Regions from separate parts of the Homo sapiens genome. Here region 2 is linked to region 1. A link is a contact called in ENCODE Hi-C data. All regions are on one chromosome and are shown on one strand. The core of a region is the stretch at or near the end of the contact, and the rest is flanking DNA. Distances in the headings are between cores, read along the strand shown. Region 1 overlaps CCDC102B (coiled-coil domain containing 102B). Region 2 overlaps DOK6 (docking protein 6).

Evidence for each region. A loop is a pair of places that touch in the nucleus more often than their neighbours do.
Region 2: a loop to region 1 is called in a map of IMR-90, with 2.9 times the contacts of the local background. The contact joins two enhancer-like sites. A Hi-C loop is called at or near these places in 1 of 168 maps with a recorded cell type or tissue (IMR-90) and 1 of 37 single-sample maps with no recorded cell type.

The regions. Positions count from the first base shown.
Region 1 is chr18:68,837,133-68,843,879 of GRCh38, forward strand. It overlaps CCDC102B (coiled-coil domain containing 102B), which reads left to right. Exons shown (of 8, transcript NM_024781.3): 2 at 1-237; 3 at 1,574-1,794. Among named protein-coding and RNA genes, the nearest start is that of CCDC102B, 42 kb to the left of the region's middle. Within about 2 kb of position 3,864, at least 3 of the 41 ENCODE cell types and tissues checked have a DNase peak (open chromatin) inside an H3K27ac peak, as active enhancers do.
Region 2 is chr18:69,785,973-69,792,719 of GRCh38, forward strand. All of the region lies in intron 7 of DOK6 (docking protein 6), which reads left to right. Among named protein-coding and RNA genes, the nearest start is that of CD226, 160 kb to the right of the region's middle. Within about 2 kb of position 2,324, at least 3 of the 41 ENCODE cell types and tissues checked have a DNase peak (open chromatin) inside an H3K27ac peak, as active enhancers do.

The DNA of each region.
Region 1 (6,747 bases), core at 2,614-5,113:
AGAATAAAACTAGAGATGGCGATGAAAGAATTGAGTACACTGAAAAAGAAACAGAGTTTGCCACCTCAGAAGGAGGCATTAGAAGCTAAAGTTACCCAGGATCTGAAGCTTCCTGGCTTCGTAGAAGAATCCTGTGAACATACAGACCAATTTCAATTGAGTTCACAAATGCATGAGTCTATCAGAGAGTATTTGGTAAAAAGACAATTTTCTACAAAGGAGGACACAAATAATAAGGTAAGAAAAAAATCCAGAGATGATGTGAATTTCTGAAGGTCATATATAGTGATGGGGAGGAAGAAGGAAGTGACAAATGCAATGGTGATTATACTAGCCTGCCAGGGCTACCATAACAAAGTACCATAATCACAGTGGTTTAAGCAACAGAAATTCATTTTCTTACAATTGTAGAAGCTAGAAGTACAAGATCAACATGCTAGCAGGGTTGGTTTCTTCTGAGGCCTCTCTCCTTGGCTTATAGAAAGCCGTTTTCTCCCTGTGTCTTCACATGGTCTTTTCTCTGTACACATGTCTGTGTCTTAAGGTCTTCTTGTAAGGGCACCATCATTAGGCCCACCCTAATGACCCTAATTTAACTAAATCACCTCCCTAAAGGCCCTGTCTCCACCAACAGTCACATTCTGAGGTACTGGGGGTTAGGAGACCTAACAAGAAAGATATGTATATGTATCCTTCGTCTGACTTCAATACTTTCCGTGAACAACACATCTTATTTTATTGCTTGTCAAAATATTATAGTACAGATGATTGCAATGCTCATTCTTGAGAGAATTAAGGAATGAATCATCCTAGGTAACCTGGAATCCACATACTACTTAAAAAATAAAATAAAAGTGAAGTATCATCGAGATTTTACTGGAACTTGACTATTCATTGAGATTTTATTTGAAATTGTCTTTCATTTCAAACTTATAAACCAGGGCAAATTTAAATTGTAGGCAAATACCAATAGCATGAGTCCTGTGAAGTTTTTGAGTTACGCTCTAAGAGTGTCGTGCAGTTGTTGCTCTAGTACTGATGTCCATGTTTATTAAAGCGCCCCATTAAATTCTATTTAGATGTGACTCATGAATTAAAGCAATAAGGGGAACTAAAATGAAGCAATAAGCAAGCTTTTTAAAATATTCAACAGCTTCCTGAAAATTCTATCTTGTCTTTCAAAAATGTTAAAAAATGATTGCTTTGAAACTGTAAGTGTCTTATGACAAAAGAAACTTGAAAGAGGAATTCATCAACTCATTAAAAATTATTTACAGCTGTTCAAGTTTGTGCAGAGTTATTTTTAGCTGCGATTAGAAAAAGAGAACAAACAAGAGTTAAAGCAGAACTTTTGAGAAATGTATTTTTTTTATGAGAAAGTAGAACATAGAAAAAAACAAGCTCAAAGAAGAATGCAAGTAAGTGTGGCCACACAACACTTTCAGGGAATGATAATGAAATAAAAATATGAATTGGTTGTGGTATCGTAACATTTATTTCTTTATGAAAATGTTTTGTCATCATGATTTTTCTCCAGGAGGTTTAAATATGTTTTGTTTTGTTTTGTCTTCAGGAACAAGGTGTGGTTATTGATTCTCTAAAATTAAGTGAGGAGATGAAGCCCAATCTAGATGGTGTTGATTTATTCAACAATGGTGGTTCTGGAAACGGTGAAACGAAAACTGGGCTGAGACTGAAAGCAATAAATCTGCCTTTGGAAAATGAAGTAACTGAAATTTCAGCTTTGCAGGTGCATTTGGATGAATTCCAAAAAATCTTATGGAAGGAAAGAGAGTAAGTGCTAATCATTGTCTCCCTTAACCAAGTCTAAGTTTCAAATCACTTAAAATTGTTAATACAGATAGATTGGTCATTTGATAATGTATTTTATCCATGTTTAGTCATTAAGTTTTAGGATTTAAAGAAATTAGTTTGATATATATTCATATGTTGAATTTTAAAATGTAGTTTATAACTTGTTAGTGTTTTCCATTCTTTTAAGTTGACTTTTATCATGACTATGTTTTTATCTTCTCTGGTAGATTCACTTTAATTGTATATGAATTCTTAATGTACAAGGTTAAAATATCCAGTGTATTATTTAAGTTTGACAGCATCTTGGACTTGGTCAGTAAAAATGAATAAATATGTTAATATTAATAGTGGAAAAATCACAATTTTGTGAGATATTTATTACAGAAAAAGTAGTCTTATACATGGACCATTAAGGGCATCAGGCTTTTGCTTAATTGGCCTGGATATTCATCTTTGGTCTGATGTCTTCTAGCTATGTGATGTTGGCTGTTGCCCCTTTGTGAAAATAGCTGTAGTGCTGTTATGTTCCAGTTATCTATTATCTTGAAACAAACTTTTCCAAGTAATTATCATTAAAACATATCAACAGCAACCACCCTGTCTTCTGTTCAAGAATCGCGAGCATGGCTTGGCATGGACATTGTATCTCTCACTTGTGCCTTCAGTTGCAAGGGCTCAAAGGCTGGCAATGCATGGAAGGCTGGGGGCTGCAGCCTCTTTCACTCATATCTGGCAGTCCATCTCGGTTTTCATCTATGCCTCAGTTGGGACACCTGCACTGGGGCTATTTAAGGGGGTGCTTGGCTTCCTCACAACATTGGGGCTAGGTTGCAAGTGAACATCTTAAGAACACAGAGAGAAGAAAACGCCATTTGAATGATTCTGCCTCAAAAGTCAGACCCACTTATCGGTGGTGAGAATCTCAAAGTCTGACTCAGATTAAAGAGAGAGAGGCACTTTCAATGGAAGGAGTGTGAAAACAATTTTATAATAAGGGTGTGTGGGATGCAGTCATTGTGGCAACGATCTTTGCAAAATACAGTCTGTCATAGCCTTTCTCAGTGAATTCTCATAAAGATCAAGAACAAATAACATCTGGGAAAGAGAATAGTAATATGAAATGTTCAATATGGATTTTCGTTTCTATGCAATCAGCTTACAATTTTATTAGCACAATGTGGAATATCTAATATATAAATAAGGTTCCAAAATCTAAAAATAATTATTTTTTATCTCTTAGTTATAAAAATCTTAATAGGCAGAACCAGAAAAGCAAGAAGGATATGTATGCATATATACACACAATGTATTATATAAGTATATATTATATAACAGTTTTAATTTTCCTGGCTTGAATGGACTGAAATAGGGATAAATATGCATGCTAGCCATTCACAAATACAGTAAGTTCTTTACCACTTACTTTCTGCCAGAAGTTTCTCATTAGTCCCTCTGAAATTTACTAGTGCCACCAATTCCCTTTTTCAGATTCTTCATCTGTATTTCACTAGATTAGTAGATTGTGATCATACAAGTATCTATGTACAGAATAAATATTTATTACTCTACCAAGTGTAAATTCCTAATAGAGGCAACCAACATTAGTAGAAAACAGAATAAAAATGAATTTAATTTTTAGGCTCGTACACATAGTGACAATTTTATCTAGCCCTATACATTTCAGTCACATTCTAATCTCCGTGGTTTTACTTCTTGAAGCATTTAACTTTTTGGTAATTATAGACTTCTCTCCAGCCCACATACAATATTACTTCCCCAGTGCAGTCTAATAGGAGCAATGCAGAGCTGTGTTTTTCTAGATGTAAACTTCTATTCTAAGGTGTCAGTTTTAAAGATATGCATGTTCTGTCTTAACACGCTTATCCATATACATATACACAACATATACTTTTTACTTTCTTGGAATAAATGAACAATTCTCAGAGTAAGTACATTCTGCAGTTCTCAGTGACTTCAGTCTATAATCCATAGACAGGCCAAAGAATAAGAGAAAAAAGGAAGCTTTCCATGGCTTTGTCTTCCTACTCTCCTCTTTTAAGAAACAATCCCACGGACGTGATGAGTCATGGTTCCTGTGTCCATGAATCAACATTTGCATGCAATCCGCATGAGGCAATCAGTCTTTTTTTCTATCACAAGAGAACATTTTCCAAGAATATAGGATATGCTATTACTTATAAATCCATCTAATCTTTTAAATTCTTCTTCCTGGAATATCAGTGAGTGGGTGGCTTCGACTGAGATGTGAATGTATTTTTTTCTGCATTCCCATCTAGTGGGAAAATTCTCTTCTTGACTAGTGCACAGAAATCAACTCAGAAAACTCAGGGACTCATTTTTTTCCATTGTCCTTGACTAGAACCTCCTCATCAAATAGATGAAACTTTATAGTTTTCTTTGCACTCTGAGTACTGTTCAGTTTTATGAATAATTATCCAGTGTATAAAAGTTTCTCATATACTGAGAATTTATATATTTCTGTTGACTTTCATAAAGACTTCCCAGGTAGAAAATTTGGAGTAAGGCCAGGAAAGCTGATCCTCTTATAGGCCTATGTGTACCTAAACATTTGGGAAGCTGAGGTTTGGCAATACCAAATCTCAAGTAACAGAGACTGAGATAAAATAATTTGAACTGTCCCAAACTTCAGAATCAGTTTTCAAATTTCACTGCAGAGACCTCCTTTATCACTTGTAAAATGTTTGTTCTGTGTCCTTTAAGCTGAGCTTCAGTCCTCCCTTTCCATTTTATCATTTTATCTTTTTTTTCTTTTCTTTACTTTTTGAGACAGTCTCGCTCTGTTGCCCAGGCTGAAGTGCAGTGGTGCAATGTAAGCTCACTGCAATCTCAGCCTCCTGGGCTCAAGCCATCCTCCCACCTCAGCCTCCCAAGTAGCTGGAATTACAGGCTGTGCCACCACGCCTGGCTAATTTTTTATTTTTTTATTTTTAGTAGAGACGGGGTTTTGCCATATTGCCCAGGCTGGTCTCAAACTCCTGGCCTCAAGTGATCTAACCGCCTTGGCTTCCCAAAGTGCTAGGATTACAGGCGTGAGCCACTGCGCCCAGCCCATTTTGTCTTCTTAATTTATTTTCTATGTAAGAAAAGTAGCATGCTTCATTAAATGTTCAATTTTTTTCTTAATGAGATTTAAAATCCAGGTTAGAAGCTTCAGCAAATTAAAAATGCTACAAAGGATATTATTTTTTATATATGTATGAAAGACACAGATTTCTACTTTACATATTTAAGAAATTATATATATAAAGTATATATATATATATTCCTCAATGAATACATTGACATGCAAATCTGGTTAATACTATTTAATGTAATATTTGTAAATATTTGAAAATCAAGCTTATTTTGTTACTTTATTAACTGTCACTCATGGAATATTCAATAAACCTTTACCATTTTTTGACTCTCCAGTGTCTATTTTGTGTTTTGGCAATTCACTGCCAAATGAAACAGAGTCTACACCTGTGCATAGATTATAAAAATGCCAGTAAGTCTCTACCAGGGTTTCCTTTGCAATGAGGGTACAGACACTTGACTTAGGAATAGTGCATCAGAGGTGGCCACCTAGACTTTTAAGCCAAGCCAATACCGCAAGGCAATAGACAGCATCTAGAATCCATACCTAAGCGAGAAGCAGCAGCAATAAAGACAACTTGTTTCCAGAGGCAGCGGTGGCCTCTGGTGCTTAGTGACACCACTCACTGTCCCGTATTGGTGATCTTGAGGTCCCGCTGTGATGTCTCTACCTTAATGGTGGCCGAAATAGTGTGCTTACAGGAAGATTTTGATGGCTTTCTCATCAGTGTTCCTGGCTGCATGTATTCCCCAGAAATATTTTGAGCTATAATGTCAATTTCCGCTCAAATTTGCTAATTTGAATACGTTTGCTTGCCAGACACATATTACCAGGAGAGTGTAGAGGCAACAGACAGAGGAGGTTACAGGCAGTGGGGTCTTCATGGGACCAGTTTTGTGGCATGAGAGTTGGTCTTGGTCCCTGTCCGCTTCATCTGCAAGCCTTGTTCTATAATTCTCCTGGAGATCTGAGCTTAACAATATTCTTTAAACACTTATCTTTTCTAATTAAATTAACTGTATATGGCTTGGCTGTTTGCAACAGCCGAGTGCTAACACCCAGTGCTGAAAGATGTAATTATGAATAGTAGGAAGTGCAGTTGCAAAATGACATGTATGTTGCTTAAAGTATATTTGTAAAAACTTGTATTGTTAACAGTTTAATACTATCTCTAAATTTTGAACTGTTATAAAAATGAATAACTGCATGTTATTACAAGATAATCATTTGATTTGGTAAGAACATTTTTATATTAATACACCTTTTCAGAAAATCATGATTCAATTTTTTTCCAGTGAAATTTCACACAGTTCAACAATGATTAATATTTATTCCTAGATATTAATTTTTAGGACCTTTCATCTATGAGAAATATTTGAGTAATATTCTTGTCTAGAAATTTAAATTTTATTTCCAATTATTGTGGAATTGTGACAGTAAACAAAGTATCAAAAAATGCATAGAAATAAAATCACATCTTTTCATAAAAATAATTTTGGTTCACATTTTCTATTTTAGATTCTACAAATTTTATATACTTTAGCAATATTATTTTTTAAACTTTATATCATCATATTAAAGATACGACATTTTTGCTGAGCTTTGTCTTTTTAATTTCGTTCTCATGAAGAATGTGTACATAAACTATGCAACAATTTAGAGTAAATATTAGGTGTTTTCCTTTGCCTTCTTGTAGCTCAAATACTCTGACAATAATATACATCCCAATTATAAATTGAACTATATTATTCATCAATTTTGAAAATCTCTCTGAAACACAGAATAAAATGATTAGGCTAGAAAATTAAGGATTT
Region 2 (6,747 bases), core at 1,074-3,573, 950 kb after region 1:
AATATCTTCAGGATTATAGAATTGGGGAAGTTATACTAAGTAAAAGACTTTTGCATATTTGGTTTGTTTATCAATTGTGCTTTCCTGTTGTATGCGTTTGATATTTAAAATGCTCTTATGAGGAAGGGGAAAAAACACCTATATTTATTTCTTAATGGTTTCCACATGCTTGAAAAAATAAATCAAAACTTGACATGGAGACCATCTAAAAATTCATTGACTTACGCTTAATATAAAATCTGAGGCCTATATTCTCAGAAAACAACCAAAGCACATGATAATAATCTAGCAAAAAAATCCTATATTTGATTTTTGAAATATGTGTTGATCTTAAAAATTATATTTTGATACAAGCATATTTCATATGTTAGACTGCTTCCCTTTATTTTACAAGTCTGAGCTTTCAATGAATGAGTCACTTGTGGCTTAACCTAATTCCTATTCTGAACATAATCTTTAATATAAAGAGTCAGCCTTATGGAAAAAAGAGATTGATGTAGAGTTGAAATAACGGTAATGTTATATCACAGAAAGTGTTGGGGGAAATTTGAGTGGTGAGATCAATTAATTTTCCTCAGAACTTAAACACAAGAGAATCTTGCACAATGAAGTGTTATTTCCTACTAGTAGCAAGTGTTCATTTTCTGGCTTTGACATACAATGTATAGTTTCAAAAATACTCAGAAGTTAGTGCCTTAGCACAAAGCTTGCAACAGTTGCAAAAGGCACCTAAGGAACATTTTGCACTGTGATCAGTAAAACACTGAGACATGCACAATAATTAAATACAGTAAACTTTGACATTTTGCAGACATTTTGTTATATAAAATTCATACATATGGGTACATTATGTTGAACCACGTGATTCCTAATTTTGTAGGTCAAAAGTGATTAAGTACCAGCAATTTCAGATTGTTTGACCTAATTCAAAAATGCACAGATCCCAAGTGTACAATCTGATGGCCGGGCTTGGTGGCTCACGCCTGTAATCCCAGCACTTTGGGTGGTTGAGGCAGGCAGATCACTTGAGGTCAGGAGTTTGAGACCAGCCTGGCCAACATGGTGAAAACCCATCTCTATCAAAAATACAAAAATTAGCCAGGCGTGGTGGTGCATGCCTGTAAACCCAGCTAGTTGGGAGGCTGAGGCAGGAGAATCGCTTGAACCTGGGAGGCAGAGGTTGCAGTGAACTGAGATCACGCCACTGCATTCCAGGCTGGGCAACAGAGTGAGACTTGGTCTCAAAAAACAAGACAAAACAAAACAAAACTTGATGAATTTTCTCATACTGAAAATATTTTTATAACTAGCATCAAGATCCAATATACTTTTTTTGGTCATAATTATGTGTCTTTGTCAAAATAGGACAATATAACATATTTCCTTTTACAGTGTGTTAACTTTATTTGTAACATACGTATTTAGACAGGTGGCATGTCCATTCAGATTCTCACCTTGGGTCCACCTCTCTGACAGTGGAAGAGAAAATGGAATCAATACATTATAAGGAAGAATCATGAAAGTCATTTTATTTGTTTTTCTTCTGTCAAGGGTCACAGTCTTGTGCTGCCTGTTGTCCAGTGTGTGAAATCAATTGTTTTATATGTTGATACAGTTTTTTTAATTGTTTACAACCAAAAGGGAAAGCCAGCTCATTCCTAGATATTCCATTATGACCAGAAACAGAAATCTAGGGCACGCTGCTAAACAACCTCAAAGTTAAAAGTGGTTCTAGTATGATACAGTACCTGTTTTCAAACTTTTTAGCTAAGACAGATACATGAAGGGAAGGAATATGTGCTTCTCTAGAGCCTGGGAGAAGACCCAAATGAGTTCCGAAAAAGACAAACTATCTTTATTGTCATACTTAAAAGGTTGCAATTAATCTGCTTTCTCCTCCATGCTCTACCTTTAGACTAAATATATATGCACTTTAGACTAAATATATTCAGCCTCGGCAATTAGCTTACTTTTGAGGGTGTCCATACCCAACAGGTGCTACCACTTATAAGTGTATTTCTGCAGAAGTTGCTGAGTCACCAGCAGCTCTAAGATATTATGAAATCCTCCAGTGCCCTTCTGGAGCCACTTGGGGGACAAGGGTTTTAAATGGTAGAGAACTCTTGCGTGGAATCCTCAAGTCTCCAAACATCTGTACTTTGTCTAGAAGTCAACTCCCAAGTGCCTAAAGGATTATTAAATAACCAGGGGTAATCTAGGTCTCTTCTGGATTAAACTCAGTGCCCTAAAGTTCTCCTCACAAAGCAGGATACACACCCAACAAGGTACTAGAACTGGCACGTTACTAGTTGTGTGTGTTAATGTCTTTAGGAATCTAGAAATCTCCTAAGTCATCTTCTCACTCACTTAAACAATTGTGTAGTTCACAAACACGGAGGGATGACTAACTTCCTGAAGAATGCAGCCACAATTTGTAAGCATAAATGGGCTCTTTGTAATGAGAAGAAATTAGAGGGTTCTGTTCCATTTTTATTATGCAGAATGGAAGTTTTCAATGATATGTAACACATAAAAATTAAGGAGTAGGTGGAGATTCCAACATTAAGGTAATGTTAAGCATATGATCTATTTAAACTTGGCACTTAACGAACAGAGAGTAAAGCTATCCAAGGCGTCCTAACTGATCATTTGGAAGACTGGCAAAAGTGTTCGGCATAAAACAATATGCATTAGTGTAATCAGAATGTGTAAATTGTAATCATAATGCCTCTTAAATGTACCCATGTCAGTAACAGAATCGCTGCCAGGTAATGAAGACAGACTACTTGGTGAGAAAGAGCTATCTCATTTACTTTTTATTATGTCCCAATCTGTAAATTAGGAGCACAAAAAATTGGTCCAGCTGCCCTGTGTTTTCACTTTCAGCAACGCTATCTCATGAAATAATGGAAATGTTTTCCCGTAAATAACCAAAGAACAGAAATAATGCAACTCATTAAAATACAATAGTGTATATGACTTCAACTCGTCTTAACAAGGTTGGTATTCCCAATAAACAGTTCCTTAAAACAGAAAATTAGTGGGCATTTATGGAAGTTCTTTAAAGATAAATGATGTTTTGTTATTACTTTTTAAGAAATCCTTTCCAATAATAACCAAGACCATGTATTTGAGTTACAAACATGACCATGATTCAAAGCAACAATTGTGAAAATGATGCTAGTACAATTTTGTCTCCCTAATTCCGAGTTTCTTCTTCCACAGTGATTAGTATTTATTCATAGGCTTAATGGAAATTATTAAATATTTGTTAAATAAAATAATATATGGTATATACGCATATAAAATCTGGCTTTATGAGTAAACTAAATACCTTTTATAGGACCTTTTACTCTTATTTCATTCAGTTTGTTCTTTCCAAACCAAAAATTAATGCTTGCATTATGTTGGTAAATCTCCCTAAATGTTCCCAACTCAACTATAAATAAAGTGGATGACCCATTATATTGGGTCAGGTGTGTGTATGCGTGTGTGTTTGTGTGTGTGTGTAAGTAAAATAAAAAAGAAATTCAACAAATAAAACTAAAATTATCTCTATATTTTATAATACCACAAGAAACTGCTGGTCACTGTACTCCTTTTTATAGTGGGGTGGTAAGCAACTGAGAACCTGAGATTGTTTATGTTCCCAAAGATGACATTAAAAAGAAACTTTTTACAAACATTCTTGGCAGTATTTCTTTTGCCAAAATTTGTATCAATTTATTAACTACATGAAACAGATTAAATATATTAAACCTAGTTTTTTCCAAACCTGTCCATGGCTAACCATTAAGATACCAGCTAGAACTATTTGAATATCATCTTCAGAATAAATTTGTAAACACTTTTTCTTCTTTACTTGATTATCCAGCAAGTTTTCTGCCACTAAGCCCTCCACACAACAGTAAGCACATTAGGGGAGGCTGCAGTGTAAGTCTGTGGTGATATTCCACTATTTCTGAAACACAAAGACACTTTTGATCCCCTATGACTTCACATGCATGTTACTGAAAAGGCATTATTGACTTCCCTTTGTTGCTACAATGGAGTAACAAGATCAAAGTCCTCAGAGTTGAACAAGAGGTACAGACTAAACCCCAAGTCCTCTATTATCTGTGACCAGAGATTTTGTCAAAGGAGAGGATGTCTCTTAATCCATCAGGAGAAGCACCAGGCACCTGTGCAATTTTAAAAATTGCTGTGTTTCACCACGTTTCACTCATAAGTGGGAGTTGAACAATAAGAACACATGGACACAGGGAGGGGAACATCACACACTGGGGCCTGTCGGGGGGTGGGGGGCAAGGGGAGGGATAACATTAGGAGAAATACCTAATGCATGCAGGGCTTAAAACCTATGATGGGTTGTTGGGTGCAGCAAACCACCATGGCACGTGTATACCTTTGTAACAGACCTGCAGGTTCTGCACATGTATCCCAGAACTTAAAGTATAATTTTTAAAAAATTGCTGTGTTTCTGAGAACCACTAAATTATAAAGTCTAGAATGTGTTTATAATTAATTATACAATCTGAAGCATGCGCTAAGTAAGAATTTTTATATTCTTAAAATAGTATATGGACAATATTAAGATCTTGGTTTTCTATATTTAGTAATATGTGCAGTAATGCAGGGTTGCATTGCTATTGGGCTTTTTTCTTTTTAGAAATTTTATTTTATTTTTGTAAGTACATAGGTATATATATTTATGGGATACATGAGCTATTTTGATATGGGCATACAATGCATAACAATCACATCAGGGGAGTATTTATCACCTGAAACATTTATCTTTTCTTCATGTTACAAACAATCCAAATATACTCTTCTAGTTATTTTTAAATGTTCAATAAATTTTTGTTGACTGTGGCCATCCTGTTGTGCTATCAAATACTAGATCTTATTTATTCCATCTAACTATATTTCTGTACCCATTAACCATCCCACCCCTCCCCCACCCTTCCCATCCTCTAGTAACCACCATTCTACTCTCTATCTCCATGAGGTCAATTATTTTAATTTTTAGCTCCCACAACTAAGTAAGATCATGCAAAGCTTGTTTTTCTGTGCCTGGTTTATTTCAGTTTAAATGATGACCTCAAATTCTATCCATGTTGTTACCAATGACAGGATCTCATTCTTTTTTATAGCTGAATATGTCTTTATCCATTTGCCTGTTAATGGATACTTAGGTTGCTTCTAAATCTGGGTTATTGTCAATAGGGCTGCAATAAACATGGAAGTTCAGCTATCTCTTCAATACACTTATTTCTTTTCTTTTGGGAATATACCTAGTGGTGGGATTGCTGGATCATGTGGTAGCTCTACTTTTGGTTCTTTGAGGAACCTCCAAACTATTCCCCATAGTGGTTATACTAACTTACATTCCCACCAACAGTGTGTGAGGATTCCCTTCTCTCCACATTCTCACCAGCATTTGTTATTGCCTGTCCTTTGAATAAAAGCCATTTTAACTGGAGTGGGATGATACCTCAATGTAGTTTTAATCTGCATTTCTCTGATGATCAGTGATGCTGAGCAGCTTTTCATACACCTGTTTGCCATTCGTATGTCTTCTTTCGAGAAATGTCTATCCGGATCTTTTGCCCATTTTAAAATCAGATTACTAGATTTTTTTCTATAGAGTTCTTTGAGCTCCTGATATATTCTGGTTATTATCCCTTATTGGATGGGGAGTTTGCAGATATTTTCTCTCATTCTATGAATTGTCTCTTTACTTTGTTGATTGTTTCCTTTGCTGTAGAAGCTTTTTAACTTGATGTGATCCCATTTGTCCATTTTTGCTTGGGTTGTCTGTGTTTGTGGGGTATTACTCAAGAAATATTTGCCCAGTCCAATGTCCTGGATTGTGTCTCCAATGTTTTCTTTTAATAGTTGCATAGTTTCAGGTCTTAGATTTAAGTCTTTAATCCATTTTCATTTGGTTTTTGTATATGGTGAGAGATAAGGATCTAGTTTCATTCTTCTACCTATAGATACTCGGTTTTCCCAGCACCATTTATTGAAGAGATGGTCATTTCCCTAATGCATGTTCCTGGTGACTTTGTCAAAAATGAATTCACTGTAGATGTATGAATTTATTTATGGGTCCCCTATACTCTCCCATTGGTCTATGTGTCTGTTTTTATGCCATTACCATGCTGTTTTAGTTACTATAGCTCTGCACTATAATGTGAAGTCGAGTAATGTGATTCTTCCAGTTTTGTTCTTTTTGCTCAGGATAGCTTTGGCTATTCTGTATCTTTTGTAGTTTTAATAGAATTGTCTTTTCTGTTTCCGTGAAGAATGTTATCGGTATTTTTGATAGGAATTGCACTGAATCTATAGATTGCTAGGTAATATGGAAATTTTAACAATATGGATTATTCCAATCCATGAACATGGAATATCTTTCCATTTTTTGGTGTCCTCTTCTATTTCTTGCATCGGTGTTTTACGGTTTTTTTTGTAGAGATCTTATCACTACTTGTTTAATTCCTTTTTCAGATTGTTTGCTGCTGACAAATAGAAATGCTACTGCTTTTCATATGTTGATTTTGTATCCTGCAACTTTATTACATTTTAAATCAATTTTAATAGTTTTTTGGTGGAGTCCTTAGTTTTTTCCAAATATTAGATTATATCATCTGCAAACAAGGATAATTTAACTTATTCCTTTTGAATTTGGCTGCTCTTTATTTCTTTCTGTTGTCTGATTGCTCTAACTAGGTGCATTGCTACTGT